2 separate regions of the Homo sapiens genome follow, and region 1 is linked to region 2. Evidence: chromatin loops called from intact Hi-C (ENCODE). Cell type or tissue: dorsolateral prefrontal cortex. All regions are shown on one strand. Each heading gives the region's core, and the rest is flanking DNA. Links, peaks and the distances in the headings are about the cores only.

What was found. Peaks named below come from ENCODE experiments on the same cell type or tissue, not always from the same donor. Only the 100,000 strongest peaks of a DNase experiment are listed, where the experiment ranks them.
Region 1: it touches region 2 in a loop (2.3-fold over the local background); 3 of 110 quality-filtered maps call a loop at or near these places.

Annotation. Positions count from the first base shown.
Region 1 is chr4:89,700,587-89,716,708 of GRCh38, reverse strand. The region is part of intron 1 of LOC124900602 (a long non-coding RNA gene); the gene reads right to left. Among named protein-coding and RNA genes, the nearest start is that of SNCA-AS1, 130 kb to the left of the region's middle. In dorsolateral prefrontal cortex, for the core only: no CTCF peak of the experiment used is centred there; a DNase peak (open chromatin) is centred at 7,458; H3K4me3 peaks cover 629 bases; H3K27ac peaks cover 2,792 bases.
Region 2 is chr4:89,830,668-89,846,789 of GRCh38, reverse strand. It overlaps SNCA (synuclein alpha), which reads left to right and starts at 9,629. Exons shown (of 6, transcript NM_000345.4): 1 at 9,629-9,828; 2 at 11,098-11,243. The coding sequence starts at 11,123. It overlaps SNCA-AS1 (SNCA antisense RNA 1), which reads right to left and starts at 10,389. Exons shown (of 4, transcript NR_045481.1): 1 at 10,056-10,389; 2 at 8,384-8,529; 3 at 5,390-5,449; 4 at 4,799-5,079. In dorsolateral prefrontal cortex, for the core only: CTCF peaks have their summits at 8,915 and 9,115; DNase peaks (open chromatin) are centred at 8,889, 9,169, 9,569, 10,539 and 1 weaker place; H3K4me3 peaks cover 4,137 bases; H3K27ac peaks cover 4,627 bases.

The DNA.
Region 1 (16,122 bases), core at 4,185-12,184, 130 kb after region 2:
AATATATCTATAGAAGGAACACAACATGTTAACACTAAACCCCAACATACGCTTGAAGCATAATAATGCTCCCATTTAAATATGAGCAGTTTTCCTATATAACAAATTAAGGATTCACTACTTCCTGCTCCTTTGAGCCACTGTATTACCCCTGCACCTTTCTTATTGCTGTGGGAAACAAGGTACTTTTTAAGTAATCTAAGAAAAGTACAATAAAATATATATACAAATGTATAAGAAAACAAACACAAAATTCCACGTCTAAATATTTAGCACAAAAAATAAGAACTTAATATTTAAGTTAAGAACCACCAGTATACCCATGCAAATATAATTTCATCAAGTTCCTTACTGATTACGTTTTTGAGCCCTCACATTACAATGGCTAGTAGAATCTTGCTTAGAGTAAATATCTGCATGAATGTGCAAACATCATTATTAGATGTTATTCTTAAATACAAAATTTGTTATACTAGATATATTAAGATTGAGATGAAAAGAAACCCATTTGTACATTCACTAAAATTTTTTAATGGCTAAAAAATATCATTCAGGTGTACAATTAATTTCTTATAAGTATAGAATAGATGACCTTTCAAGTGACTGCCATCAAGTGCAATGACATTTACTCTTGAAATGTTATTTCTCTGTTCTTTAAACCATGGCCAAGTTGTCTTGATCCCTTAAATAAAGAGACTATAGGTCACTGGAGGGAAAAAAAAAAAGAGGTGAGTTCTAATCATTGGGAAACAACAACAACAACAACAGCAACAACAAAAATCCTCAGTCATCTCAGGACACCATCAGCTTAAAAGAAGACAGCACTTTTTTGGGAGTATGTTTGACATTTTCCACATATTTCAAGAAGGTCTTACTGATCTAAAATTGTAGCAGATGGAGAAGCAGCAGGTGTGAACTCAGCAACTATACAAGAGACAAGATTCCAAACTAGGCCAGCAACTTACGGTCTTTCACATTTGAGGTGAGGGAATGGATTTACTTTAGAAAAGATATAAAAGTGTGTGTGTGTGTGTGTGTGTGTGTGTGTGTGTATAACATGCATTAAAAGCTATGTTAGTATCTTTCTATAAGACATGCCATGGATCTAGAGCCTAGGAGATGGATGATAGCAAAATAAATAAAACAGAGGAAAGACTTCTACACCAAAGTTAAAAGAAGAAACCTAACTCTGTTTACTGTCCAGACTAATTCAAGTTACTGTGCTTTTTCAATTTATATTCATTTTTAATTATTTTCTTTTTTTATTATACTTTAAGTTCTAGAGTACATGTGCACAACGTGCAGGTTCGTTACATACGTATACATGTGCCATGTTGGTGTGCTGCACCCATTAACTCGTCATTTACGTTCGGTATTTCTCCTAATGTTATCCCTCCCCCATCCCCCACCCCATGACAGGCCCCAGTGTGTGATGTTCCCCGCCCTGTGTCCAAGTGTTCTCATTGTTCAATTCCCACCTATGAAGGTTATTGTGCTTTTAACCTCAGGAATATGCTTCTCTAAAGGCAAATTCTTACTTATTTTGACAACCTCTCCCCAAATACTTGCCCTGCCCGTTATTTCAAAATTATTAAAAAATAAAATCATAGCTATTTTCTCAATCAGAATCTCTGGGTTCAAGTTTTAGCTCTACAATATTCTAGCTACGTGACCCTAGGAAATATATTAGCCTCTGAAAATTAGATATAAATTGGAAATTAAAACATTCACGCTACTTTGTTTTAAAGATTAAATGAGATCTACTATAATTATATTAACGCTTAATAATACCTAGTATTTCTTTATTTCCATTTTCTCATCTTCACTGGTGTAAGAAAAGTCAAAATCTTAACAGCAAGATGTAATAGAATTAAAGTGATATTAATATTTTTTAAAAATATTCAGGTCAAATAAATATACGTTTGGGCTTTTAATATAGTAATTCCTTATATTACTATGGTGACTATTATAAAAAAAAGAGGAGTCCAGGCGCGGTGGCTGACTCCTGTAATCCCAGCACTTTGGGAGGCCAAGCGGGGGTGGATCATGAGCTCAGAAATTCGAGACCAGCCTGACCAACATGGTGAAACCCTGTCTCTACTAAAAATACAAAAACCAGCCGGGCATGGTGGCACGTGCCTGTAATCCCAGCTACTCAGGAGATTGAGGCAGGAGAATCACTTGAACCCTGGAGGCAGAGATTGCAGTGAGCTGAGATCACGCCACTGTACTCCAGCCTGGGTGACAGAGGGAGACTCTGTCTCAAAAAAAAAAAAAAAAAAACAGAAGAAAAAATTTTCAAAAAAAACTTTGAGCAATAAGATCTTAGTGCAAAAGAAACCAAATGAAAAGTGTTTGAAATAAAGTTTCAATCTTTATTACCAATGCATAAATATCTTTCTGTACTTTATCTTGGAGAGAATTTGATAGTTTCCAAAAAGCCTTTTGATTCGGTTAGGACATACACACAGAGATTGAAATCAAATTGCAAAGCAACATCTATTTATGTATTTACACCATCCTAACTTACATGGAAGAAAAAGGAAAGTAATAGAAAAGCTAAAAGTACTACATTCTTATACATATGTTTGAAATAGACTGTACACAAACTAAATATAATCTGCATTTCTTTTGGCTACAACAGAGCACTAAGAAATGTTTTACAGACTGTTCAACTGACTCAATGTTATACTTTTAAATATCAGTGATATAAACAGAATAAGGACATTCTAATATATCTTGGAACTTTATCCACTAAAGAAATGCATTTAAGATTTTGTGTTCTAAATACTCTATTTTAGAATACAAACAAGCAGGGAAAAGCAATCTTGGCTTCCTCATTCTTGGTTCTTTGATAATATCTATAACTTTCCACTTACAGTTTGATTCAAAAGGGCCATGACAAAGGTGAGAGGCACATTCACATTAAATAAAGGGCAGTAGCAAAACTTTGCAAAATTCAAGTTGTCAACAGCTAAATATACCTTATGGTAACAGTCCCTAAAAGGAAGCTAAATTTGTAAGCGAACCACAAGGTTCAAGTTTTCTGAAAAAAGAGCCAATGGTGGATTTTAAGTATCCTTAAATAAGATGTAACTTCTTGCATTTTATATAAAATTTAATGTCCATATGTCTACATAGCTTTTTCTAACTAAAAACATCTATATTCTTCATCCACTTCTAAAGTGGATGTAACCCAGAATAGGTTAAGAAGCTATATAAAGAAGAATAATATTGTGTAATTACTAGAAGCATCTCAGAATAACTGACTAAAACCTTATTTTCACAAAATATATTGCATAAAATATCAGTTCCTGGGGAGTTAAACAGATACGTAAAAATTTGATGAATAAATTAAACTTCTATACTGCAGGATTTTTCAGAGCTATTAACATTTTAATGAGCATTGTTTGTCTCCACGAGTGTGATACAATAAGCAGTTTCACAAATTCGCCTACCCAAGGAAGTTTTCTTAGCTCACAGTGTTGTATGGCTGTGATAGTCCAAGGAAACCGCTTGGAGAAACGGTGATTTAAGACTGCACTTTATGACCAAACATTGAGTGATAGATAATCAAGTAAGGATTTTATAATGAAATTCAAACTAACCAATTTTTAGTGAGTAAAACAGCAACTGTGCCTTTGGAACCATGCTGTTCTCCAATGAGCAATAACCATAATCACACCGCTAAGTAAATTGACTGGCAGGTCCCAAATGGATAAATACTTCTTCACATATTCTTAATCGCTTGGGCAAATTACCTTTAAAGAATACTTTGTCTAGCTTTGTTGTCCCAAAGATCCTTATTATTTCATCCCTAGCTAGTTATCTAGTACACATAAAAAATAGAACTAAGAACAGCAAAAATGGGGTGGAAAGGATAAAAGATAATGTTTCAACTGCAAATTCTAGGAATTACAGTCATTGATAAAATTGTGTATAATGTGACAAGTATAGCCGAGAGCTGTATTTTAGCTTCAGGATTACCAGAATTTGAAGTTTAATCCACTGTTAACCTATGTTAAAACAACCAAAACCAAAAAGAAAGAAATGATTAGCAGAGAATCAAACACGCTGCTGTTAGTTAAACTTGAGTAATAGTGAATTTTCATTGTCATATTGCCTAAGACCTAAACATTCTTTGTAACTGCTTCCAGCGTGATTTTAAAAACCTGTAGGTCTGATGTTCTTTATAAATGAATAGGAAACACATTTTATTTCAACTAAAATCACAGCTGTAACCTAAAGAGAGAAAATGAGATTGCAGGTCGTCCTTTTCCTTCCTCTTTATTTTATCAGCTGTTCAGTTATATCCACCAATTCCATTTAAGCTGACAACTGGTATTTTTCTTTCATTCTCTCTACTCCCACTAATATTATTTTAGCTTCTGAGTTCTCTCCTAACGTCACCAACTTGTTTTTGCCTACATCTGTTCTTCATTAGCCTCCCAGAGAGGTATGTTTTCATTCAACTTTATGGAGTATTCATGATAAGCATGAGACTGAATATTATGTGTTTCTTCCAAGATCCAAGGAAACTGACAATCTCTCAAGGGAGCAAAGGACAAAAATACCTGCTACTTTATCATAGAAAAAGATAAATTTTTCAATATGTGGCTTTCAACGTAGTAAATGAGATATGGCATCACTAACTTGATTCTTCATTTGTAAAATGCTATTTTGATATGGCCTAAGTGTTGCTATGGAAGCTGATATTACTCCTCAGTTGTAAAAGGGCAAGAGACTGTACATTTAAGAAAACATTATGAACATTTTGGGGAACCTATATTGTTAAAAAAAAGCTCTGTTTTAGACATGCAATAATATTTAAAGTGCTGAGCTGATATTTACAATATTTTGTTCTTTAGCAATCATCTTTCTACACTGCTAGAGCACCGAATTATCAAAAATTAATGTGGTACACCGAGCAGTGGAAATGAGCTTTCTAAGAATATAGTTGTCTAAAATATAGTACTTGAATGTATTTAAAATTAAGTTCACTATAGTTTGACAGAATACCTTCTGTATATTTAGATTAAGGGCATATTCTCTCAGCAATATTATTTTGGTAAACTGTAATATTAAATAAGACATTTTTGGAATGGATATTTGAAATTTTGAATGGATACTTGAAATTTTGTGTCATTATGGTTAATGCAAACATTTAGTCTGACTGCAAATTTTCAGAGAAAAATATTTGTTCACTTGTTGGTAGGCAGGAGAAATGTAAAAAGATATTAATGTTTATAATGTGAAAATATATTTATATGCTTAAGGTATACATAAGGTATTAGCTGACAAAAGTAGACTTAAGGTGATAACAGACACCAACTGGAGCTAGATTAAACAAATAAACATATTTTTTAGGAAGATGTTGTCACATCTCACAAAAGCTAGGCTAAAGCTGAAAGACCCAGTCCCAGATAGGCTGGTATCAGAGCAGGTTCCAGGTGTGGGAATTCATAGGCCTCAGGGCCACTAGCATTTGCAATAAAACTGAGCTACCAGAAGCTCCCAGCCTCTGGTTTCTCAGTTCAACTTTCTAAATTCCTAGGATCTTCTGATTGCCACAGCTTAAATAAGCCATCCATATCAACCCAATCAACTGCAGCAGGTGAAGCAGGTCATATAGCAGTGCCATGGCTGGTAGAGACCCACCTCACTGTAACAGGGACAGTTTCCAGAAAAGTAGAACTCTTGACAACTAGACACTAATCCAAGAGTTATTCTACAACTCAAATGAGTATGATCATTTATCAAATTAAATTTCAATGACTATCAAAGTTGATGACTGCATCTTTCAGATTTCATTTCATTGGTATCCATTATGAGTCATGCTCAATTCAATTTTATTAGAAAATATATGCATGTGCGTGTATGTAAACATGATAACTTTGCCATGTAATTAATATGGTTGATGCTAGTAATGTTTACACAGTTGATTTAAAATTAACCTAGCGCTCTTAATGGAGATTATTTTATAATATGTGGAGAGGCTTCTGCCAAGAATGTTAGTGTCTACTTCCAACAAGCTTGAACAGAAGAGGTGCAGCCTGGAGCCATCTAGATTAGACCCCCAACACATCAGATTGGCTTGAATAAGTCAGTTTTAGATCAGTTTTAATGACTATCAGAGTTGATGGCTGCATCTTTCAGATTTCATATTTGTTTGCCAGTTACAAGCCGGTTATCCTCCTACTGGGCAATAAACCTAAAGGGCATATTCAGTCTTCCTTGGAAGTACACAGAGAGGAGTATTACAAAATGTATTCAATTTTATTTTTATGAGGATGCACTTTGATTTTTAAAAAATCTCAACTCAATTGGCTTAATTTTTTTTCACTCCATGCATTTGCAAAATCTGGAATGTAAATGTAATCATTCAGCTTGACTGAATTTTATAGGAAGTGTACAACTTAGTTGTATGAATAAAAGAAGAAAATAACCTTTCTACATACTGATGCATTTATTAGAAATATATGGGTTCGATGCCTTTTTAGAAATAAGCTGGGGTTTCCTTCTGCACATTAGTAAGTATTAAGAGAGGCTGTTTGTTTGTTTGTTTGTTTGTTTGAGGTGGAGCTTCGCTCTTGTTGCCCAGGTTGGAGTGCAATGGCACGGCCTTGGCTCACTGCAACCTCTGCTTCCTGGGTTCAAGCAATTCTCCTATCTCAGCCTCCCAAGTGACTGGGATTACAGGTGCCTGCCACCATGCGCAGCTAATTTTTATATTTTTAGTAGAGACGGGGTTTCACCATGTTGGCCAGGCTGGTCTTGAATGCCTTACCTCAAGCGATCCACCTACTTTGGCCTCCTAAAGTGCTGGGATTACAGACGTGAGCCACTGTGCCCGACTGGTATTAGAGTTTTTTTACTGCTCTCAGATTAAAGGATTTTACTCTGTTACTAACTGCACGTGATGAAGTTAATAAAGAAGTTATTTGACTTGCTTTCCAGGCAAGTTGGTAATCATGTGTCAGCCGTATTTGCTTTTAATATTTAGAACTTACCAAGAAATTCAGTGACAATACAAGTGGCACACAAGGGAGCAAAGAAGACACTGAGTCCTTCAAATTACTACTTAATGTTTTTGATTTTTAAATAACAAAAGCCATAGTTACTCTTCTGCCCACCCTATAGTGGCATAATGAGGTGATCAGTAGAAATTGGGGGGTGACTCTTTAGGATTACTGTTAACTGAGGAAAGATCTGACTTCAGTGGCTCTTGTGAGAGACCTCTGTGGTCAAAAATAGCTAAATTTGTCCCCTCCCGCCTCTGAAAATAAGCAAGCACATAACTCCTTTAAGGAATTCCCTTTGTTGCATCTTGGTAGTGGAAAATGGAGAACAGGAAATTGCAAGATGAAGAGACAGGCTGTCATTGTGGGAGCAGCTGACTGCTGAGCTGTGGTAACATAAGTGGGGCTCAAGCAAGAACAGAGATGACAGAAAATACAACAGAATCCTTTGTACATTCAGAGGAGCTGTTAGATTCTGGGCCAGACACCAGCAGTGCATGTAAGACAGGAAGTAAGCATGGACGTCTGAGAGATGAAAACCTTGCTGTTTTTTATACTGCCACATGGCATGTGTGGAAACACCAGGGAGCTCCACAAAACTCCATTTTCCTCATCCTTCCTTTCTTTGGGAGAAGGAAAACATACTTTGAGCCCTTGACCCTCACCCTCAAGGATGTAAACAAGTTAGAATAACATTCCCTCTGTGATAGCATGCCACGCTGCCTTGAAAGGAATTGCACTGGGAATGAAAGGCAGAGGTTTCTGTGAGTAGAGATAAGGGAGGCTGTGAAAACTGAATCCATTATGTTCCACTGGTTGAAGCAGCATTACTGGAATTTCACTGGTATCCCTTCTGAGTCATAATCAATTCAATTTTATTGGAAAATATATGCCTGTGTGTGTATACAAACATGATAACTTTGCCATGTGATGAATATTGTTGATGCTAGTAATGTTTATACAGTTGATTTAAAATTAACCTAGAGCTCTTACTGTAGCTTTTTTTATAATATGTGGAGAGGTTTCTGCAAAGAACGTTAGTGTCTACTTCCAACAAGCTTGAACAGAAGGGGTGCAGCCTGGAGCCATCTAGATTAGACCCCCAACACATCAACACATCAGATTAGCCTGACCAAGTCAGTTTTAGATCAATAATAACTGTTAGCTTACCTGTGATCTATTTCTTATTGTGAATCAAATTCATCCCAGTGGACAGAACCCAATTCCAATGTCAGCCCTTAAAATTAGCTTCATTCTATTTACACTATATTACAAGCAACCAATTATTGTATTTAGTGAAAGTCATCACACAGGCCATAAAAGAAATCTAATATTTATATTTTCAATAAATAGAGTAATTACATTGTGTTAGACACTAAACTAAGTACTTGCAACTCATTTTGAATATTGCCTGGTGGAGAAGAAATGTATCAAACAAGAAGATAGAATGAAGTTTGATGCTACTGATGGTTATTAGCTTTCTTATTTGAAATGGAACAAAACACCAGAAAATGGAACTGCACAGGCTAGTACAACACATCAGGCTTTTGAGAGGTTCAGTGCAAGTACTAATTATAAAGACAATGGAATCAGATGGCTCTTGCTGAGCATAACTGATGCATTGGAGGAAGACACCAAAAGGTTGAGGGTAATTAATCACACCTCAAAAGCAAAATGTGAAAGTCAGAGGTCCTCGTTGGCAGCATATAAAGTAACTGTTATCTTTTACAGCTATAGACAGACAGAAAAAAACAGAGGATCAGGGCCAGTAGCAGAGCACCAGAGAAGGCTAAAGTCTCAACTGCATCAAGCCAAGGCTCTTGTTGAAAAGGGGTGAGACTCTGAGAAGTGCGACGGTGCCATGTGGGTAGACAATATTGAAGCCCCAGATCCTCTCGAATTCTCTGGGTTTACAGGAACGTCCAACTCCTTCCAGCTAAATACTATCACTTTCCTCCTGTTTGAAGACAATGCAGCAGTCTCTAGCTTGCAACCCCACCTAAGAACCTAGCCACACCTCCTTTCCTAACCACCAGACCAATACGTAGCATCAAACCACAACATTAACTGGCTAGTGAAGTACTGAGACAGAAAGGAGGAAATGGAATAAATGAACTATATCCCAAAGAAGCTCCATGATCCAGGCAACATATACCAGTAGCAACCAGAAAATGATGTATAGGACTAGATCCTGCAGTTGCTGGATTAAGAGACTGGAGGATGGGTGGAACAAAAGTCTGAATAATGAGGAGTTTATTGACATAGTAGTATTCTCCCACAATACCAGGTCTAATTACCTGGCAAGCACACCAAGATATTGTGCTAATATGCTGGTTGGATTTCACTTCGAGGTTTTGGGGGACAGCAGTGGCCCATAGTAACTGAAATATAAATGGAGCAAGTGCAATGGCAGATAATGGAAAAAGGCATGCTACAGTGAATATTAATGTAAGCTTAGAAAATCTGCCATCTGAACACGTTCCACGGGTGGAGTTGAAGGACACTTCTTTTACCAAAGTGCTAAATTATGCTCTGGTGAGAGAGGCACCAATATCATTGAGAAACTCAGTAGTGACTGTTCCTCTGTTGGTAAAGAAAAACAGCAGGAGATTCTGTTACACAGCTGGACTCAACTGTTACACAGCTGGACTCAACTGTTACACAACTGGGCCAATAATATGATTTGGAATGACAGAATTCCAAAATATAGATATGAGGTGGTGGCATTTTATTGTCGAAGCAAGGAGGTTACAAATAATGCAATGAGCAGCCAGCCATGGTGGCTCACGCCTGTAATCCCAGCACTTTGGGAGGCTGAGGCGGGCGGATCACAAGATCAGGAGTTCAAGACCAGCCTGGCCAAGATGGTGAAACTTCATCTCTACTAAAAATACAAAAATTAGCCAGGCATGGTGGCGGATGTCTGTAATCCCAGCTACTCAGGAGGCTGAGGCAGAGAACTGCTTGAACCTGGGAGGCGGAGGTCGCAGTGAGCTGAGATCGTGCCACTGCACTCCAGCCTGGGTGACAGAGCGAGACTCCGTCTCAAGAATAATAAATAAATAAATAAATAAAGCAATGAGTTTGAGCAGCAAGACTGGCATGACAATCTGGGGTCCTGAACCACAGGACACCATGGAAATGGTTAATAAAACATAGCTTCCTAAGGGCAGATAGATTGTAACCTAAAATGAAACTGCTCAGTTCATATAACCAAAATAAATCAGAAGTAAAGGCCGAGGGCACCAGGACTAATGAAATGCTTCAAATGGTTGTCTGTTTCCATATCTGAGACAATTTTCAGATCTGAAACATATGAGCTGAAGGGCAAACTGGGTTCTCAGGAGGAAGAACCCTGCCTGAACAGGCAAATGGACAAATATGTAGGAAAGTGATTCCCACAGTCTTTCTACAAAGGGGCTTATAGTTATTCATACAAGGAACCATACACAAAAGAGGAATACAAAATATTAGTGTTAGACACTAAGTTGGCTTAGACTAAATCTAAAATGCTCACAAATGTAGAGTATATAATACATGCAATACTGTCATGGGTTGTCACACAGTGAGTCCACAAGGTCCCCAGAACCAACCAGTGGCCATTTCTCTGATCTTGGCCCTGACTATGTAATTGGTGTAGACATACTGGATTGATATTAGAACTCTCACAAGTGTTTCTGTCCTGATTGGGAGAATACATTGTAGTGAGGAAGGCTACATGGAAACCTCTGAAACTCACCAACTCCTTTCCCGCTGGCTGAGTTAGTAAATAAAAAAACAATATTGTATCTTGAAGACAATGGCAGAGATCAGTGCCACCTTTAAAGGCTTAAGAAATACAAAGGCGATGGTCTGCATTATATCCCAAATTAGTTCACTAGTCAACCAGATAAATTCTGTTTGCTGTACTGGATGTGGAATAATTAACATGGGCTCAAATACATGGAGTGCTGTATGGCCATTACTTGGGCAAATGTCTTTATTTCCATTCCTGATAAGAAGAAGGACCAGAATAAGTTTAAATTCATTTGAAACAGACAGCAATGTACTTTTATGGTCTTCCCATAAGCCTGTGTGAACTCTTCTGTCGTCAGTCCTAACATAGTCTGAAAAGATCTATACTGTCTAAACATTTACAGAATATCATATTAATCCACTATATAGACAACACCATGTAATAGGACTAGATGAGCAAGAAGTGGCAAATATGTTAATAAAATATGATTTTGGTTAAACACATGACTTCCAGGAGATGGGAGATAAACCCCATGAAGAATCAGGACCAACTGCATTGGAAAATTTGAGAGTCCCAAAGGTCTGGGCAATATTTGGACATCCCCTTGAAAATAAATGACAAATTATTGCATCTCACACATCCCACCACTAAGTACAGAGCATCTTGGGGTCCAAGAGACAGAATAGTCCACCACTGGGAATAGTACTCTAACCTTCAGCAGATGGCATGGAATACAGCCAAATTTGAATAGGATTCAGAGTAGAAAAGTACCTTGCAGCAGATTCAGGCTGCTATGAGAACAACTGTACCATCTAGACCACAGTGTTGTGAAACAACTAATATTTTTCATTTCTGCATGATCCAGGATTTCTGAGTAAAGGATGATTGAATAGCAACCTGAAAGATAAATCCTCCCTGGAGCCATTTGCTTATATTTCAAAATGGTAAAGAAAAGCTAGAGATTTCCTCTTCCTCTCCCTGGAGAAGATTTGTCTACATTGCAAAGCAAAAATCCTTCTCTAGGGAGGAGGAGGAATAGATGCACCAGATGCCCTACTTAAGCTCTGATTCTCATAATTTTTGGATTCCTCTTCTGTAGCAAAACCTCTATATGCGCAGGTGATATCTGGCCCTCATTGTGTTGCCCAAAGGAGAACTGGGGCACTGCTGAGATGATCTGCAAATAAATGATGTGTTCTTTCATCCAGAAGTAATGTCTCAGATCCTTCACAGTTTCAAACTTAAAATTGTTATACATAATTTGTGGTGGAAAAACACATGTTGTGTGGAATTTCGCACAAACCCTAGTAGGAGTTTCACAGCATAAATCCTAAGGATTCTGGAACATGACCATGTCATCTGCAGTAGAGAATTAAACACCATTTGTAGAACATCTCCTGGATTGCTCCTTAGCCATAATAGAGATGAAGAGAATACAGCTTGTTGGCATCAGCCGTGAAGATGCATGACAGTTTTATGAGAAGGCTGATGAATAAGGGTCTGAAAATGATGATGAAGAGCACAGAGTGTTCAAATCCTGCCTGTCAATGCTAAGAGGTAAGAAATGGGAGAATACATAGCCTTGCTTGAAAGAAGAAAATGTTAATCAAGGTCTTTCAGGGAGAATGAAATTTTATTTAAATCCAAGATGTGCAAAGTACTTTGCAAAGAGTTTAGTCATCTCTAGAGCTCATTAATCATGGAATGGTGGACTTAGAGAAGGAGTTTAGAAGGATCAGAAGAGAGACGGGATCAAGGAACAGAAGGAAAAAGCATTATTGATAGGAGAATAAGACAAAACAACTCTTATCCCAAAAGAGTCTACACTTGAATGATGGTTGAAAAAATAAGGAGGTGAAGCAGGTTGATGTTGGGTGCCAAAGAGAAGCGCAAGATAGTCAGCGATGAGTAATGCAGGTTTTAACTGTCATCAGGGCGGGAGGCCAAGCAATAGCAGCTACAGCATAGTGGGGTGATTTTCAAACGTTTGATGGCTGACAGTGATGGCAAAGGCAGTGGAGGAAGAGATTCCCCATCTCCTCTGAGATCTACAGGAACCCAGCTGTATATTCAATTCAAACAAACATGCCTATTTTCAGAGAGAATTTACAAAATTCTAGGAGCCTGCTAGGCCTATAGTCTCCTTTGAAGCACAAATAATTCTGTTTTTGGGCTAGTGTGATAAAAGCAAACAAACCTCAATCTACTGGACACTGCTAAAGTAACTGTCTAGGTGGAAATGCAGAGACCACTGTAGATGATAATGAAGCTAACCCAATCAGATTTGTGGGGAGAAACTATGAGAGGTCTAGGTACACAGGAGAGGCCAATGTCACTGGCCTTCATGCTGTATCCCTGATGATACTAATTTATTATCCCAGGGCTATCTGAAGCCTACTGTACTGAAAGGCTGAATGTCTGAGGAAACATCATATGATAATAATCCCATATCCATTTCCCTATGTGCTTACCTTCATTGGATAGGTAAACTAGGTACCATTCTTTCCTATTAATATAAATAATTTTGCTACAATAGCTAACTTTTCCCGAGGGCTTAAATGTGCCTAACACCGGGCATGGTTTATAAGCTTTATTTAGTTTTATACTTAAATAACTCAATTTGCTTGGCTCTGTTATAATAACCGTTTTTGTCACAGAAAGGAAACCAAAGTTAAAAAAAGGTTAAGTAACTCGAGTCTCACAAATGGCAAATTTTGGAGCTTGATTTCAAACTCAGGTGGTTGAAATCAGAGGCCCTGCACGCAACCACTAGCCACATTGGTGTTTCTCTTTTCACTTTGCTTATTCCTATCCATCTTCCCTTGGGATTCTTTCCATTAGGACAGTTGAATACATTTGTTGCAGTCATAATATTATGTTTTCTCAGACAGTAATAAGTAAAGTGGCAGACAGAGATAACCAAAAGAAAAGGAAGGGGGCATTGGTTAAAGTGAATGGAGTAAATTCATTTAGAAAGCAAATGATTTTTTGGTCAAAGTGGCAGAAAGTGGAAAACAGTTAATGCTTGATAAAATCTATTTATAAATCTGCCTTTTATTCACTTAATTCTGAGAGATTGAAATTGAAATATAGTTGATATTTGACACATAGTTGAACAAGTGGAAATGAATATATAAAATATATATGTGAGAAAATTGCATTTTTATTGAGCATAAAATCTAGAATTAAAATTTAGGTTTTGCATTTGTGGCTCTACAAAATGGACTTGCAGCTTTTCCTCACTTGGCTAAAAGGTGGCAGCTAAACTGTACTCTGTTTTATAGGTTTGAACTATGATAGTTATTTGAGGTAGATTACATTTCCCCAAAATTTCTAAAAATACAATCTTTGCTGTTTTAATGCTCTTTCACAGTATTACCACTCCTCATTAAGGTGTAAAGTCTATTTCTCCTCCCCATAAAATTGGGCTAGCCTTTGTGACTACATTAAAAAAAAATGAAATATGAGTGATGCCAAGTGGCTTTCTAGTCTAGGGCACTGCAGCATAATAGGTGATACTGCTTCCACCTGGCTCACATTCTCTCTCTCTCCTCATCTTTGACACCCAGCCACCATGTTGTGAGGAAGCCCAGGCCACATGGAGAGGCCATGCCATGTGTACATGTTCCAGCTGACAGCCCCAGAGAAGGACACAGTGCACAGCCAGGAATAATTTCCAAGTAAGTGAATGAGCAAGCACTTAGCCACACAAAAGATACCAGTCCCCAGGCCACAGGCTTCTGTCCAAATGCAGAAGTTATTCCCATTCTTCAGTTTCCAAGTTTGATGTTCATTCTCAAAGAAATTTTCTCTGAACTCTCATATTCTATTAAGTTGCCCTTTTATATGTTATTATAATGCCTCATGAATCCCCTCCATAATGTATATAACATGTAAATATATGTCTACTTATATAATTATATAATTATACAAATCTAATTTGTATAATAATTTATATTTGTATAAAATTATTCATTATGAAATAAATATATATTTATATTCTATATATATCACGGAAGAGCTGTATCTTTCTGGTTCCCCATATGTACTCAGTTTTTTAACTTTGACATTTGGTAGGCCCTCAATACATATTTATTGTGTAAATTAATTGTTACTCCAGTGTTACTTCTAAGGGACTCAAGTTACAGTGGTTTAAGAGTCCCTACAGGCTCAGAAAGACTTTGGTATTTGCACTCTACTAGATTGGTAGGGGATGGTAGAAGACTGTCTAATCAGCATGGTTTTCAATTTTGCATTTATGTCTTCATAGAAAAGTAAGTGTGATTTTGTTTATTTTATAGAAATAAGGAACTCATCTGAGCAGATTTGATTGTAAAATTACTTTTCCTCCCTTGGAACATATAAATGACTCCTTTCAAAGTGTCTCTTCTTTCTGTGCTGTGTTCTGCCATCATTTATTATTCAGAAAATGAGGCTATCGTGTAAAAGGCAGAAAAGAAAGAAGGGAGCCTGGAAGATAGATGCTGCAAATTTAATCCTGGCCAAATGACCGAGGGGCGGGGTGACCTAGACCTGGATATGTTTTAAATCTTCCCAGGCCTGTGCCTCTGTAAAAGATTGTAAACAAAGTTTTCCTGAGGAAAACAAAGGCATATAATGTACATATATTTCTAGTGATATATGTGGCACAATGTAATGCTATGTGAAGCAATGATAAAGATCTTTGAGATCTGTTTCAGGGGCAGCATGCTAAATAGTAAGAATAAGTGCTGTGAAGTCAAGCAGAACTTGAACCTGATTCTTCTGCTTTTAGCTGAGCCTTGTCTTTAAAGTGGTGTATAATTAGAACTAAATGACATAAAGCATGTAAAACACTCCATACAGTAAGCTGTCAAAAATTATACTACCTTTTCCTGAATAATACTAAGAAATTAAATAGTGAGCTGTTTTTTATCTTAACTGAATCAATGCTAGTATTCTGGTTGTAATATTATACTATACTTGTGCACTATATACGTGTTACCACTAGAGGAAACTGGGTAGCTGGTACATGGGATCTCTCTGTCTTACTTTGTACAACTGTGTGTGAATCTACAATTAGCTCAAACAGTTTAATTTTTTTAAATCTAGACTGAGAGGGAGAGGAATCTCCACTCAAACAATGGTTCAGCTGAGAGAATCTTTAGAAATTCTATTATTCAAGCTCCATCACTTCACAAATGATGTAAGGAAGCCCAAAGATATTAGGTGATTTAGGCAACACATAGTCACCAGCAGAGCTGCAAAAAAACATATGATGTCCCAGTTACATGTTGCTTTTATAACACAAATTTAAATATATTTTTGAGGAGAGACCCTTGGCATCTAAGTAGCCTTTTCTCTTTTAGCTCCGGAGTTGCTTGCATT
Region 2 (16,122 bases), core at 5,449-13,448:
TGTGTGGCCCTCAATTGTTCAACAAATAGCCATCAGTTCAAACTGAATATGTAATAACGCATCGGTCTGCAATCAGAATTTCAAAGCCCAGAGAAATACATTTAAAAGATCAATCCTTTAGAATATAGCAATATTCTTTATTGTCTATGCCCTGTTTAGCAATCAACCTTCCACATTTTCTACTGAGTTTTCTAGACAGCTTAGAATGAAAGTCCTACAGGGTAAGAAGTTCAAGAGTTAATGGATGCTTTTGTTCTTCCAGTTGGTTCTAATAAGAGTGGTAAAATACAACAGCATATTCTTTATAATTTGATTTTAATCCAATTTTGTACATTCTCAGACCTAAACATTGTTTACCACACTAATTATTTTTGAAGTTAACCTCCCCTCAATACCCTTTTTAAAGAGTGAGTGCTGAAATTATAACAGCCATATGATATTGATGAGGCTGCTTTTAGAGCCTCAAATTCAACTCCAGAAATTTATTTTTAGTTGTGCATATTTATTGTAAAATATTTGTAGTGCCAGCTTATGTTTTCTATGTCCAGATTTTGTTCTCCACCTTCTGAAGCCCACAGAGTGTGAAACAAGCATTTACAATGGAGATGATGGTGCTAATTTTATGTATTTTATTCCCTGGCATATTTGATTGCAATAGAGTAGACAAAAGGATGGATTAGTAGCTATGATCTCTCTCTCTCTCTCTCTCTTTCTCTCTCTCTCTCTCTCTCTATATATATATATATACACACACACACACACACACACGGAAGGCATCAGATATCTCATGTGTGTATACACATACATATATATAGGATATAATGATTTATGTGATATATATGTGATGTAAGTCTTCATGTCTTCCATAGGTATAGTACCAGTTGGTTAATCTTGGGCCAGTCATGTAGCTTCTACAAACTTTAGGCTTTCTGGACAAAGCAGTATATAATGTTCATTATGTAGCTATGCCAAAACAAAGGTCAAAATAAAGAAAGATTCTACCTAGAGCAAAAGAGAATTTATATATATAAATTTTATATGCAAATTATATACAGCTTTATATACAAATATAAATATCACCCTGATGTAGTAGTTTGCTAGGATTGCCATAACAAAATGCTACAGACTGTGTGGTTAAACAACAGAAATTTATTTTCTACCAATTCTGAAAGCTAGAAGTCTGAGATCAATGTATCAGCGGGGTTGGTTTCTTCTAAGGCCTCTCTCCTTGGCTTGCAGATGGCTGTCTTCTTCCAGTGTCTTTATATTGTCTTCTGTGTGTGTGTGTCAGTGTTCTAATCTGCTCTTCTTATAAAAATATCAGTCAGATTAGGGTTCACTCCAAGGTAAGAACTGAAGAGCATGCTCTTTTCTTTGATGGGGACAAGTGACTCTATCTAGACATAAGTCTTTGGAGAGCAGTCTCTCAGATGCTGACCCTCTCTACAATGGAGAGAGCGCATGGCATGGCCTGCTAAGCTACTTCTCTGCCATTCTGCTAGGCAGGTTTCAGGCCCTGACAATATAAGACGTGAGCCTCTACTCATCTTTGGATAAGTCTCTCTGCATTATTGCAAATACAAGAAGCATTTTGTAGCTGTGTAGTAAAGAGAGGAGAACACTTGCAATATTCTCAGTCAAGATTCTCAACTCCCTGAAGAAAAACAGTGTATTTTACATAAATTCATGCTGTTATAATTACATTATATAAAAAGATTATTAACCAAATATTGTACATATGAAAACAGAGTTGAAAGCTCTTCAACTATTTCAACTGATGACTCCCAAGATGGACCTGACTGTACTGATATAATCTGATGGATTTTTATTTGAAGCTATTCTAACAGAACTATATTTTATGGTATGGAAACGAAGAGAATTGTTTTAGGGAAGAGCATGTTTAATGTTTTCAAATATTTTTGTCTCTGACTTAAATTTTGGCTTTTCTAGTTTGTTTCAAATTTTCACACTTGGGTCAATTCTCTTTTGCTCTAGGTAGTTTTTTTTTTTATCTTGACTTTGTTTTGGTGTATTTCTGCCTGACTGGAAAAGTTTTTGTAACCCCACTTTCTTTTCATCCGATTAGTAGCTCTTCTGTGTCCATAGATAAATATATCCTTTACTTCTGTGAGCATTATTTTGGTATATGTATTTTTGTTCCAGTTAGGAAAAGAGCAGCAAAATGATTTTCTTTCTTGTTTTCTTCCTAAAACTTGATTTAGAAGCTAAGTGGGAGCAGCCCTTTCACACACCATCATGGTAGTTATTTACGTGCATTAGCGCGATTCATTTTCACAAATTTATGAGATGGTTAAAGTTAACTTTCATTTCTTAAAGAGAGAGAACAAGTGGAGAAAAAGTTCAACTGCAGAGGCTTGAGATTGTATTGTGTGTTGCTTAAGAAGAAATATGGAGTCAAAGTGCCTCATCATTTACCAGTTGTGTGACATATCACAAAAAGAGGGAGTGTAACCAGCCAAAAATTTAACTTGGACAATTGGATTGGTAAAAACTTTTTATGGGATATGCAGGAATACAGTTCTTAAAATTTTATAAGATGGCATAAAATTTATTTCTTTGATAAATGATATTTTCTTAAGATATCTTTCTAGAAATGGAATTGCTGAGTCAAGATGCATATTGAGGGATTTTGATACATATTTTTAAATTACCTTTTAGAAAAGGTAATTTTTAGTAGGAAAGTAGAAGTTTATCTCCTATTGCTAGGCATACTGATTTTTTTCTTTTTCTTATCTGCATTTAATCACTTTTCTTTAATGAGCATATACTACTTGTATAACAGAAAATAAAGGATGATTATATTTGGGAAGTGTCATGTCAGATTGTCCTGTCCAGTTTGAAATCCACTTTGACTTTTAATCTACCTTGAGATGTTATTTTAGCTCCCTACAGGTTAAGGGCATAATCCAAGATGATTAAGGAGATTGAATTCTCATTTAATTGATTGTTGCCACAGACACTTACACAGAGATAAAGTCATTAAACACATGTCTCTTTTACATTTGAAAAGACATGGCAAATAATTTTACTGCTTTCTTTAGTATACATAATGTCATAATATTGTGAGTGTGCATGTGTATACCATTCTGTCTATATCTTAATGATCTAGAATGTATATGCTACTTTCTTACATGCAAATGAGCTGTACATATTTGAGTAATATTGGTGACTTTTTTATATAAATCAATTTTTCCTTTTGATGATTACATTATACGAAGATGTTTGAATGCTGTTTTTTCTTTGTTATGTGTATGCTTATATCTGTGAAACATCTAGCTAGATGTCCTGCAGGAATCAGTTTTACATATGTAAACAGGCATATTTCTGCACTCTAAATTTTGATAATTAAAATAATTCGTAACTTTATTATTCAACTCTCAAGTGTTTAATAGCCATTACTAACAAAAATTTCTCTTTGTGGCTAATCTGATTACTTGGAATCTTTTTTATTGTGACCAAAAAAAGCAACCCTGCACATACAACTTTAACTTCAATATTTTAATGACGAAATTTAAGGATAATTTAAATAGAAATGGACTCAGAAAAGAATCAGTAAGACTTAGTGAAGGATCATTGTCTATTATAGAGAAGTTGATTTAAGATTAACTTATTAGTAATATTTAACATATATAAAGAATTATTAGACTGGGTATATAGACAAGCGTTTTATTCTTGGAAGACAAAAAGAAGAAAAATTGAATTCAACCGATGTATACGAAAATAAAAAGTAACAGTAAATTAAAAATAGATAATTAAATAAATATATGATACAGTATAACGTTTTATAGCCAAGATGATGTTACAAATCCATATTTATTGACATGGATATGTTTTTATACTAAAGTGTTTATCAAATAGCCATTAAGAGATAACTTCTTTGAATAATTTGCTTTCTAAATTTCTTAACTACATAAATTTCCAGCTTTATATGGAACACCAAGTTTTCAAACCATTAGTGATGTGCTTTTTATATGGTGTTAAAAAGTTTCTTTCTTTCTTTTTTCTTTTTCCCCCAAGATGGAGTCTTGCTCTGTCGCCCAGGCTGGAGCGCAGTAGTGCGATCTCGGCTCAGTGCAACAACCACCTCCTGGGTACAAGCAATTCTCCTGCCTCAGCCCCCCAAGTAGCTGGGATTACAGGCACCTGCCACCACGTCCAGCTGATTTTTGTATTTTTAGTAGAGACGGGGTTTTACCATCTTGGCCAGGCTGGTCTCTAACTCCTGACCTCAGGTAATCTGCCCACCTCAGCCTCCCAAAGTGCTGAGATTACAGGCGTGAGCCACCATGCCCGACCTAAAAAGTTTCTTAAACGTCACTTTATACTCTCAAATTATCTAGAAAGGAAAACGTATTAGATTCCTGGATATTTTGGATATTGTAAGGAACATACTTATTTGCTGTATATACTCTGTTTGTAACAGTATTGTAACTTCAGTTCAAAACAATACACAAAACATTACAAGTTCCCGTGATATTTTAAAAATTCATTTATTTTCTTCCTTTCTGAATACAAATGCTGTTCAGTCTGTTGATTCTTCACTAATCTGAAATATTAGGGACTGATTTCTGAATTGGATATTCATTCTGAAGCCTTTCAGAGCCACTGGCACAAAGGGTCTGTCAAACTTGGAACACCATTTGTTGTATCATTTTATTTTTTTCTCTTGGCAAATCCACATAATTCATACAGGACTATGCCAGTGTCTTTTGAAAGAAACAAGGTTTAAGAAAGTAAAAATGTTAATAAAGATAGTGAATGTTAATTCTGTCATTGTTACTGTATTTCTTCAAGCTGTGGCTGCAAACTGCTTTGAGTGATGTTATTGTAACTCGCACATTAGGGAGAGAAAGAGATGTTTGGTAGATTTTTAATTAATGATCCCTATCAATGCTCCTTGAGCTTTCCCACTCTATCTCTCCACAACTTCCATCCCTGGTTGGAAATTTTTTGCTTACCCATACTAAGTGAGAGTTATTGATGGGAAGGCATCAGATATCTCACGTGTGTTGCTGGTGGGATGGGAGACTGTGGAGGATGGGAACAGGTGGAAATCTACTGCAATGGAAAAAAAAAAAAAGCATGTCCTAGGACACCCAAAACATGGAGGCTAGATAATAACAATAGCTACTTGTACTGAGAGCTTCCACTCTGCCTGGCTCTTTGCTATGAGCCACATTATTCATTCCTTACAACAATCAAACAAGACAAGTAAAATATCATGCCCATTTTTTAATGAGAAAACTAGAGATTAGAGAGGTTATAGATACTTGCTCTGAGTCACTAGTAATGAGTAGTAGAGCTTTAATAAGTCCCTGAATTTAGGTTGTATCTAGTACATTTACTCTTAGAAGTCTATCATGCTCACCAGAGTTGCAGAGTTGCGTGTATTTCTTGGGCTCATTAATGTGTTTTTTTCTTTCTAAAACTAAAGTCATTTGAACTTGTTAGATTTTGAAATATTTAAATATCTTTTCTATCTGGCTTTAACATCTTTAATCTTGGAATCTTGCATGCCTTCATATTCTTAGGACCACGAAACCACAGGAATATTTAAAATGATATCTAGTGGAAACAATATGAAGTTGGCCATGGGGTCAAATTAGAGAATCTGAATACTATGCTTCTCCTTGATTGCTCTTCCCATTTCTTCAGAGTAACCCTATTCCCCCATCTCATGCTCACCCCCTTTCCAAAATCATACATAATGATCTCCCAACAGTATGCATTAGGCTTTCTCTACTCTACCCACTATGAAATTACACAAGAAGCCTATCGCAATCTCACTACCTCGTCTCTCTCACAGGTTTACAGAAGGTGAGAGGAAGGTGCAGATAGAGAATAAGAAGCAGGTGGCTCCAGCATCAACATTACATCACCCCTTGTGTTCACAACAAATACGGAATATTATCCAAAGATAATAAACGTTGTATTTTCTTAACTTAAACACATTAAATCAGTCCTCTCTTTAATCAATTGTTAATGGGCAGCATCTTTATTTTCATGCCATTCTACTCTGCTGTCTTTGCTATAGCACAAGTTTACCACATACCATACCTAAAAATTCAGTTGTTCTATGGGGGTAAACAAAGTCTAGGTTAAGCATATATTTCATAGAATGTTAATCTATAGCAAAATTAATGAATTAAATCCAGATAAAAGAATCCTATTATGGTCTGGTAAAATATTTATATTTCACTTAGCAAAGAGAAAACAAAACATGAATATTGTAGTTATGAACAGAATATGCATGTTAGTAATGCTTCCAAATATGTTATTACTTCATAACTTCATATTTCTTATGAGGTACAAGCCATTCAATTAGTTTAACGTTATATTCAGAGAGGCTAAAGATTTACTGAAGACCATGCTGTCCATCAATAATGAAAAGAAAAATTAAAAAAACTTTATTTTAACTTCTAGTTCCCTTCTTTGTACTTGAGCAGCTTTCCCTCCTTAAGAATACAGACCTAGAACATATGCAATATCACTATCAATATTATGTGTAATTAAAAGTTCATTGGATGTTTACTGTGTTCAAGGCATTTTAAGGAGTGACAAGAGTTAAACATATAGTTGTAATTCAAAATGACAACGAAATTAGTTTACAGTTTTCTTTTTTTGTAGGTAGTAAGAAATCATCTCCCCCTATTGAGGAATACCAATATAGAAAAGGCAAAACTTTAAATATGAATGAACTGTTTCATAATAACATAAGTTCTTCTTGATTTCCATTGTCACATCCAAATTTGAAGGCTATTTCTAACACAGCTGGGTTCTACCTTTTTCCTTCTCACTCTTTACCACACCCAATCTGTGAGGCTTCAGACACAAACTGCTAATTCAGGAGACAATTGTGCCTTCTGTAACAGTTTCTGCTAAATTGTCTCAGCTCTGCCACTTAAAATAGCTAGGTGATCTCAGCATATCACCAAAACTCTTGGAGCTCAGTTTCTCTGTCTATAAAAGTTACATAAAATGTAATTGATCTGCTTGTTATGACTAAATAACATAGTACATTAGTCCTTTGCCAAAGGACTAACAAATTACCAAATAAAAGTTTGGAATCATGTTAAACGTTTATAAGAAGTGCAACTGTCCAGAAATAATTCTCTCACATTGGTCTGTTGTAATGAGACCTAAAATATCTCATTTTATTTACCTCTTTGACTTAAAGCACTAGGTCTCAAGGAGGTCATGGTTATACTATAAATATGTCATGTGAAATAATATATTAAATAATTGTTGTAATACTCTATTGAGATACTAGTTGTAAAGAGGCACAATGGAAAACTTATACTATTAACAGTAGTAAAAAGAAACAACAAAAAGCAATAAAAAACAAAACACCCATTCATGCAACGACATGAACGAACCTCACAAATATTATACTGAGTAAAAGAAGTCAGACAAATATAAAACAAAGTTTATACTACGTGATTAGATCTTTATGACATTCTAGAATATGCACATGAAGGTACAAGGTAACTGTCTGGAATGATGAAAATGTCCTGTGTCTTCAAAATAGTGTGGGTTACACTAATGCATGGCTTTTTCAAAACTGATTTAAAGGGACACAACATCTGAGCATTTCCCTAGGTGTAAATTACACTGCAATTTTAAAGAATCATCTAATGATATTGTGGTTATTTTTAAACAGTCCTTAAATTTTGTGGATGCATACTGAATGTTTACAGCTGAAAAGATATATATAAAGCTTGAATTTGGTAAAAAAAAAAAAAAAAGAGGGAGGATTGGTAGTGATAAAGTGAGTGGACTTATGGATGAGACATGATCAGCCATGCATTGAAAAAATGTAAAAGTTGGATGATCTTCACATGAGAGTCCTTTATTCTGTCTACTTTTGCATATGTTTGAATATTTCCCATAACAAAAAGTTGAAAATAGAGTGATCACATGAGTTAATCTCCTAATTTACAAAAAAGAAAACTGGAAACAGAAGGAGAACAAAACTTGTTCAAGGTCTCAAAGCCAGACAGCAAACTAGCTCCCAAGTCCAACCTTCTTGCTCTGGTCCTAAGCAAACAAAAAATATTAATATGAGCTACTGCATTAAGGAAAGTCTGCTTTTCCAAAGGGCAGACCAATAGTTCAAGGAAGAGTTTAAATAATAAATATTTGTGATCTTACTTTCATGCTTTTCTATTTTCCACTGAACACATATGCATTATCTTCTATATGTCTTTTATGTATAATCATTTGCTTCCTGTTCCTTGTGGTTTTAAAGTTGTTTTGTATGTTTAAATTTGATTTTACTCAAATTTCAGAACCCAAATTAGCGCAAGAATCAGACAAAGCATAACTTTCTATAAATATAAAAACAATTAAAAAAAAAACATACAGCAAAAACGAGTTGTTGTTTCCCCCCTCCTCTTCCAGTGCTTAACTAATCTTCCGAATCCAGGCACAGAAAGCAAAGGCTTTCTGCTAGTGGGAGGAGCTTGCTTCTCCATTCTGGTGTGATCCAGGAACAGCTGTCTTCCAGCTCTGAAAGAGGTGAAAATGTGTTAAGCGATGCAAAAATTGTCTTGAAGTTCGCGTGTGTATGTCTGTGTGCATGTGCGTGTGGTGGGTGGGGGGAGAGAAAAGGGGGTGTCAATTCTGAGGGCAACGAGAATCAGAAGTCAGAAAGGTGAGTGGTGTGTAGCATCTCCCTTTCAGAAGGGGCTGAAGAAGAAATTGGATATGATGGTCCGGTAGGCTAAATCACGCTGGATTTGTCTCCCAGATAAAGGGAGGTCTGCAAAGTAAGTCCCATTTCTAGAGCGAAAAGCCTTAGGACCGCTTGTTTTAGACGGCTGGGGAATATTTATTCCTTGTTCCACTGATGGGAAAATCAGCGTCTGGCAGGCGCTGATTGGTGGAAAGGAAAATGGTGATAGTGGCGTGGAAAGAGGATTTGCTGAGCCTTCTCCTGCCTCCTCAACCTGTGACTCTTCCTTAGTAGTCTCCCTTTCACCCTCAGGACCCTTTCCGGCTCTTCCTAGATTAAGAGCAAACGAAAACCTTGAAGATATTTGAACTAAAGCGACCCCTAACGTTGTAACCTGTGACCGTGATTAAATTTCAGCGATGCGAGGGCAAAGCGCTCTCGGCGGTGCGGTGTGAGCCACCTCCCGGCGCTGCCTGTCTCCTCCAGCAGCTCCCCAAGGGATAGGCTCTGCCCTTGGTGGTCGACCCTCAGGCCCTCGGCTCTCCCAGGGCGACTCTGACGAGGGGTAGGGGGTGGTCCCCGGGAGGACCCAGAGGAAAGGCGGGGACAAGAAGGGAGGGGAAGGGGAAAGAGGAAGAGGCATCATCCCTAGCCCAACCGCTCCCGATCTCCACAAGAGTGCTCGTGACCCTAAACTTAACGTGAGGCGCAAAAGCGCCCCCACTTTCCCGCCTTGCGCGGCCAGGCAGGCGGCTGGAGTTGATGGCTCACCCCGCGCCCCCTGCCCCATCCCCATCCGAGATAGGGACGAGGAGCACGCTGCAGGGAAAGCAGCGAGCGCCGGGAGAGGGGCGGGCAGAAGCGCTGACAAATCAGCGGTGGGGGCGGAGAGCCGAGGAGAAGGAGAAGGAGGAGGACTAGGAGGAGGAGGACGGCGACGACCAGAAGGGGCCCAAGAGAGGGGGCGAGCGACCGAGCGCCGCGACGCGGAAGTGAGGTGCGTGCGGGCTGCAGCGCAGACCCCGGCCCGGCCCCTCCGAGAGCGTCCTGGGCGCTCCCTCACGCCTTGCCTTCAAGCCTTCTGCCTTTCCACCCTCGTGAGCGGAGAACTGGGAGTGGCCATTCGACGACAGGTTAGCGGGTTTGCCTCCCACTCCCCCAGCCTCGCGTCGCCGGCTCACAGCGGCCTCCTCTGGGGACAGTCCCCCCCGGGTGCCGCCTCCGCCCTTCCTGTGCGCTCCTTTTCCTTCTTCTTTCCTATTAAATATTATTTGGGAATTGTTTAAATTTTTTTTTTAAAAAAAGAGAGAGGCGGGGAGGAGTCGGAGTTGTGGAGAAGCAGAGGGACTCAGGTAAGTACCTGTGGATCTAAACGGGCGTCTTTGGAAATCCTGGAGAACGCCGGATGGGAGACGAATGGTCGTGGGCACCGGGAGGGGGTGGTGCTGCCATGAGGACCCGCTGGGCCAGGTCTCTGGGAGGTGAGTACTTGTCCCTTTGGGGAGCCTAAGGAAAGAGACTTGACCTGGCTTTCGTCCTGCTTCTGATATTCCCTTCTCCACAAGGGCTGAGAGATTAGGCTGCTTCTCCGGGATCCGCTTTTCCCCGGGAAACGCGAGGATGCTCCATGGAGCGTGAGCATCCAACTTTTCTCTCACATAAAATCTGTCTGCCCGCTCTCTTGGTTTTTCTCTGTAAAGTAAGCAAGCTGCGTTTGGCAAATAATGAAATGGAAGTGCAAGGAGGCCAAGTCAACAGGTGGTAACGGGTTAACAAGTGCTGGCGCGGGGTCCGCTAGGGTGGAGGCTGAGAACGCCCCCTCGGGTGGCTGGCGCGGGGTTGGAGACGGCCCGCGAGTGTGAGCGGCGCCTGCTCAGGGTAGATAGCTGAGGGCGGGGGTGGATGTTGGATGGATTAGAACCATCACACTTGGGCCTGCTGTTTGCCTGAGTTTGAACCACACCCCGAGTGAGCAGTTAGTTCTGTTGCCTACGCCTTTCCACCATCAACCTGTTAGCCTTCTTCTGGGATTCATGTTAAGGATACCCCTGACCCTAAGCCTCCAGCTTCCATGCTTCTAACTCATACTGTTACCCTTTAGACCCCGGGAATTTAAAAAAGGGGTTAATCTTTTCATGCAACTCCACTTCTGAAATGCAGTAATAACAACTCAGAGGATTCATCCTAATCCGTGGTTAGGTGGCTAGACTTTTACTAGCCAAGATGGATGGGAGATGCTAAATTTTTAATGCCAGAGCTAAAAATGTCTGCTTTGTCCAATGGTTAAATGAGTGTACACTTAAAAGAGTCTCACACTTTGGAGGGTTTCTCATGATTTTTCAGTGTTTTTTGTTTATTTTTCCCCGAAAGTTCTCATTCAAAGTGTATTTTATGTTTTCCAGTGTGGTGTAAAGGAATTCATTAGCCATGGATGTATTCATGAAAGGACTTTCAAAGGCCAAGGAGGGAGTTGTGGCTGCTGCTGAGAAAACCAAACAGGGTGTGGCAGAAGCAGCAGGAAAGACAAAAGAGGGTGTTCTCTATGTAGGTAGGTAAACCCCAAATGTCAGTTTGGTGCTTGTTCATGAGTGATGGGTTAGGATAATCAATACTCTAAATGCTGGTAGTTCTCTCTCTTGATTCATTTTTGCATCATTGCTTGTCAAAAAGGTGGACTGAGTCAGAGGTATGTGTAGGTAGGTGAATGTGAACGTGTGTATTTGAGCTAATAGTAAAAAATGCGACTGTTTGCTTTTCCAGATTTTTAATTTTGCCCTAATATTTATGACTTTTTAAAAATGAATGTTTCTGTACCTACATAATTCTATTTCAGAGAACAGTTTTAAAAACTCATAGTCTTTTAAAAAATAATCAAGAATATTCTTAAGAATCAAAATCATTGATGGATCTGTGATTTCTTTTACCATCATGAAAAATGTTTGTCAATTTTAATCCATTCTGATTTTTAAAATATGACTTTGATATGCCCCTGTGATGTGTATAAAGAGACCTATTTGTGGCCCTAAAATGGAAAGAACAGATTAGTCTTTGATAGAGTTACTTCATGTGATCATTTGGTCTCTGTGAACACTGAGGACAGAGAAAAGTGCTTGAGGGCTGCTACTAATCTCTCAGAAACATTTGTATAGTTCATCCATCAAATGACACACATACTAAAAGAATAAAGAAATTGATGCTTATTACCTACTTGTTCCTAAAGTTCCACCTTGGGGTATACACCCAAACTCTGACTCTCTTTTCTGTAACTTGAACTGTATTCAATTGAGTGTTATTTTACAAACCACTTTGAATTCCTTGGAAAAGAATAGACACACACTCTCATCCACAGGCATAGACACACACACTCAACACAGACACATTGCCCATTCTTCCTCTCTTCTTTCTCCTCTGAGCTTTTTCACATTCTCTGGTGGCAACTATAGCAGTAAGAGTCACAGGATGAACAGTCAGGTGGAGGATGACCACATTGAGTTGCCTAGCTGAAACATGTGCTCCGTCTATGTCTGCAAAGTGAAAGAAAGCTACACTATCTCTTCAACATAGATCAGTGGGGGAAATTTTATACTTGGGATGATTTATATGAATGCATCTCATCAAAGTTCACAACACATTTTTTTTTCAGTTTTTTATTTTCAGTTTTTAGAGTCAGGGCCTTGCTCTGTCGCCCAGGCTGGACTGCAGTGATGCTATCATAGCTCACTGCATCCTTGAATTCCTGGGCTCAAGTCATGCCCCCACCTCAGCCTCCTGAGTAGCCAGGATTATAGGCATGTGCCACTGCCTCATTATTTAGACTTTTCTTATGTTGACTTAATCTTCCCACAAATCTTCAATTAAATTACTTTTTTTCTACCTTAAAACATATTTTCAGAAAGTCATTGAAATAGGGTGTTACAAGAGGAAAAAATTGATGAGTTAATTTTAAATATTTTATGAAGTGTGAATTATACCTTTTTAGATGGAATTTGGAATACTGAATCAGTGACATGCAGTTTATCAATATCTTTCCGTTTGTCCTCAGATTTCCAAGTTCTGCAAGCACAAGTTTCTTTGACTTAGTTACCTTTTAACTGTTCATTGAAATCATTTTCAATGTCTCTCATGGCATTTAACACATAGCACATTCTATAAATTTTTTATTGGTTACATTCTGAGTTCTAATTGAGAGTTGAACTTACACACAGAATTTAAGATAAAAAATGACCATGTGAAGACACAATAGTATAGTCCAGGGATTGGCAAAATTTTGGGTAAGGAATCAGATAGCACGTATTTTAAGCCATGAGATCTATGTCTTGGCCAGGTGCCGTGGCTCAGGTCTTTAATCCCAGCACTTTGAGAGCCCGAGGCTGGTGGATCACTTGAGCCCAGGGGTTTGAGACCAGCCTGGGCCACATGGTGAAACCCTGTGTCTACAAACAACGCAAAAATTAGCCGGGTATGGTAGCATGCATGTGTATTGCCAGCTACCCAGGAGGCTGAGGTAGGAGGATGGCTTGAGCCATACAGCTCACTGCAGAGGTTGCAGTGAGCTGAGATCGAGCCACTGCACTCCAGCCTGGGTGGCAGAGTGATACCCTGTCTAAAAAAAAGAAAAAAAAATCTATGTCTCAATTCTGCTGTTGAAGTGTGAAGGTAGTCATAAACAATAACTAGTGTGGCTGTGTCCCAATAAAACTTCATTTATCAAAACAGGTGGTGGGCTGGAATTGTCTTGTATGTTGTAGCTTGCTGACTACTGATAGAGTGGAAAGAACATGCACTAATCACACAAACCAAAGTTTTAGTTGAGACTACATCACTTATCACCTTTAGGGTCTTGGGGAAGCGTACTTAACATCTCTGAGCATCACTTCCCTGATTAGTAAAAAATATGATTTAGAAAACTGCAACTACCTTGCAGTTTTTGTGGGAATGTCATAATAAGACAGGACATATGAATAATTGAGCACACTTTTATATATAGGAACCATGGTTATTATTATCAAATAAACTCTCCAACGGAATAATTACTTTGCCAACACGTTTTCCATTTATTCTTTTATCCTTCATTACATAACTAGTTTGAAAGATTGGAGGCGACCAAAGACCATTTTATAATTTCACTTATGGCTGAAGATGTTTGGTAGAAGCCTCATAAGAAAAGTAATCTCATTCCTTTATAAGAATATACTTTTAACAACTACTTTTTAACTCATTGAAGAACTACCTTAATGATCAGTGTTATTTTTATGGGTTTTGTTCCCTCCATTTTTGTTATCTGCGTACACCAATTTTCAATCAACATACTTCAATTTAATAGACAAAAATTTCTTCAAATGACTCAGAAATTAATTAGATCTAAATCCAAAAGCAGAAAGATTTAATTATCTTTATATAATGCTCAGTAATATAAATGCAATAAATACAAGAAAATGATGATCTTTGAGTGTCTTCCAATGCCACTCTGCTCAATAAGCAGCAGTGGCCATCAGTGAAATTGATAGCAAATTCTCAAGTCAAAATGTGCTTCACCTCACTAAGCTGACAAAGTCAACATAACATGCACAACAGGGATAACTGAGTTCTCAAAACTCTCAGGTATTACTTCTGACCTTCTTCTCCACTCTGTGCTCTTTTGAGGTTGGGAAGACAAGATAGGGTGTGTGTGGGACACCTCCGCTCAGGGAAGCCATCAGCTCTGGTGTCCCTACAGCATTTATACCTTGCTAGTCACATAACCACTTGGCACCTATTTTGTAGGTGTACGTTATCAATTACAGATTACTCATAAATTAAAGGCTAACCATCAATTACAGATTATTAGTAAATAATTATGACCTCAAAGAACAACTGATTGGTTTGATACATGGTAACCTTATGAGGACTCTCATTTATCTCGTTTTTTTAAGTTATATACCTATCTCTTTGGGGTTGCACTACAAAAATATAAAATATGTTGCATAAGATATTTATAAAAAATAATTAATTATAAGTTCTAATGGTGTGGTTTAGTGGCATTCTTTTTTTTTTCTTTTTTTCTGAGATAGGGTCTCAATCTGTCATTTCACTCCAGGCTGAAGTGCAGTGGTGTGATCTCGGCTCACTGCAACCTCCGCCTCCTGGGTTCAAGTTATTCTCCTGACTCAGCCTCCTGAGTAGCTGAAATTACAGGCATGCACCACCATGCCCGGCTAATTTTTGTATTTTTAGTAGAGATGGGGTTTCACCATGTTAGCCAGGATGGTCTCGAACTCCTGATCTCATCATCCCCGACCTCGGCCTCCCAAAATGCTGGGATTACAGGCGTGAGCCATTGCACCCGGCCTAGTGGCATTCTTTTTTAAAAATAAATTTAATTGTGTATATTTAGGGTATGCAACATGATGCTATCAGATACATTAGACACTAAAAAATTACTATATTGAAGCAAATTAATATATTCATAATCTCTCATAGTTACCTTTTTTGTTGTTTTTGTGGCAAGGGCAGCTAAAATCCACTTATTTATCATGAATCTCAAATATAGTACAATTTTATCACCTACAGTCCTCATACATTAGATCTGTACACTTTTTCATCTTACACATCTGCTACTTGCTTGGATCCTATGGCCTATATGTCCCTATTTTCTACCTACTTTTCCACCCCTATTAACCCTGTTTTTTACGTAGTCTCTGTATATTTGAATTTTGTTTCAAGCTTCCACATATATGTGAGATAATGTAATATTTTTCTTTCTGTGTTTGGCTTATTTCACTTAGCATAATTTTGTCTGGGTTCATCCATGTTGTAAATGGTAGGATCTTGTTTTTTTAGGGCTGACTGATATTCCATTGTATCTATGTACCACAATCTTTTTATCTACCTATCTATCAGTAGACACTTTAGTTGTGGCTATTATGTTTTTCTTTTTTTCTTTTTTGGAGACAGGGTCTTGCTGTCACCCAGGCTGCAATGGAGTGGTGTTATCATAGCTCACTGTAACCTCAAACTTCTGGGCTCAAGAGATCCTCCTGCCTTGGCCTCCCAAGTAGCTGAGACTACAGGCATACATTACCATGCCTGGCTAATTTTTAATATTTTTTGTAGATATAGCATCTCACTCTGTTGCCCAGACTGGTCTCAAACTCCTAATTCAAATTTAGAATAGAGTATGACAATTCTGTAAAATATAAAAAACATGTCCACTCCGTATAGGAAGTTATACAATGAGAAGAAGACAAACACTATTTACATTACTCTTGATAAGTTTTTTACAAAGAAATAAAACACTTTAATTTCTAATGTTTTAAATTCTGGTTTGCTAAATAAATAAATATTAGTTTTAGTGTTTTTAAAATTCCTTATATAGTTATAAGTGATCTTCCTGCCTCAGCCTCCCAAAGCACTGGGATTCCAAGCAAGAGCCACTGTGTTGGGGCCCT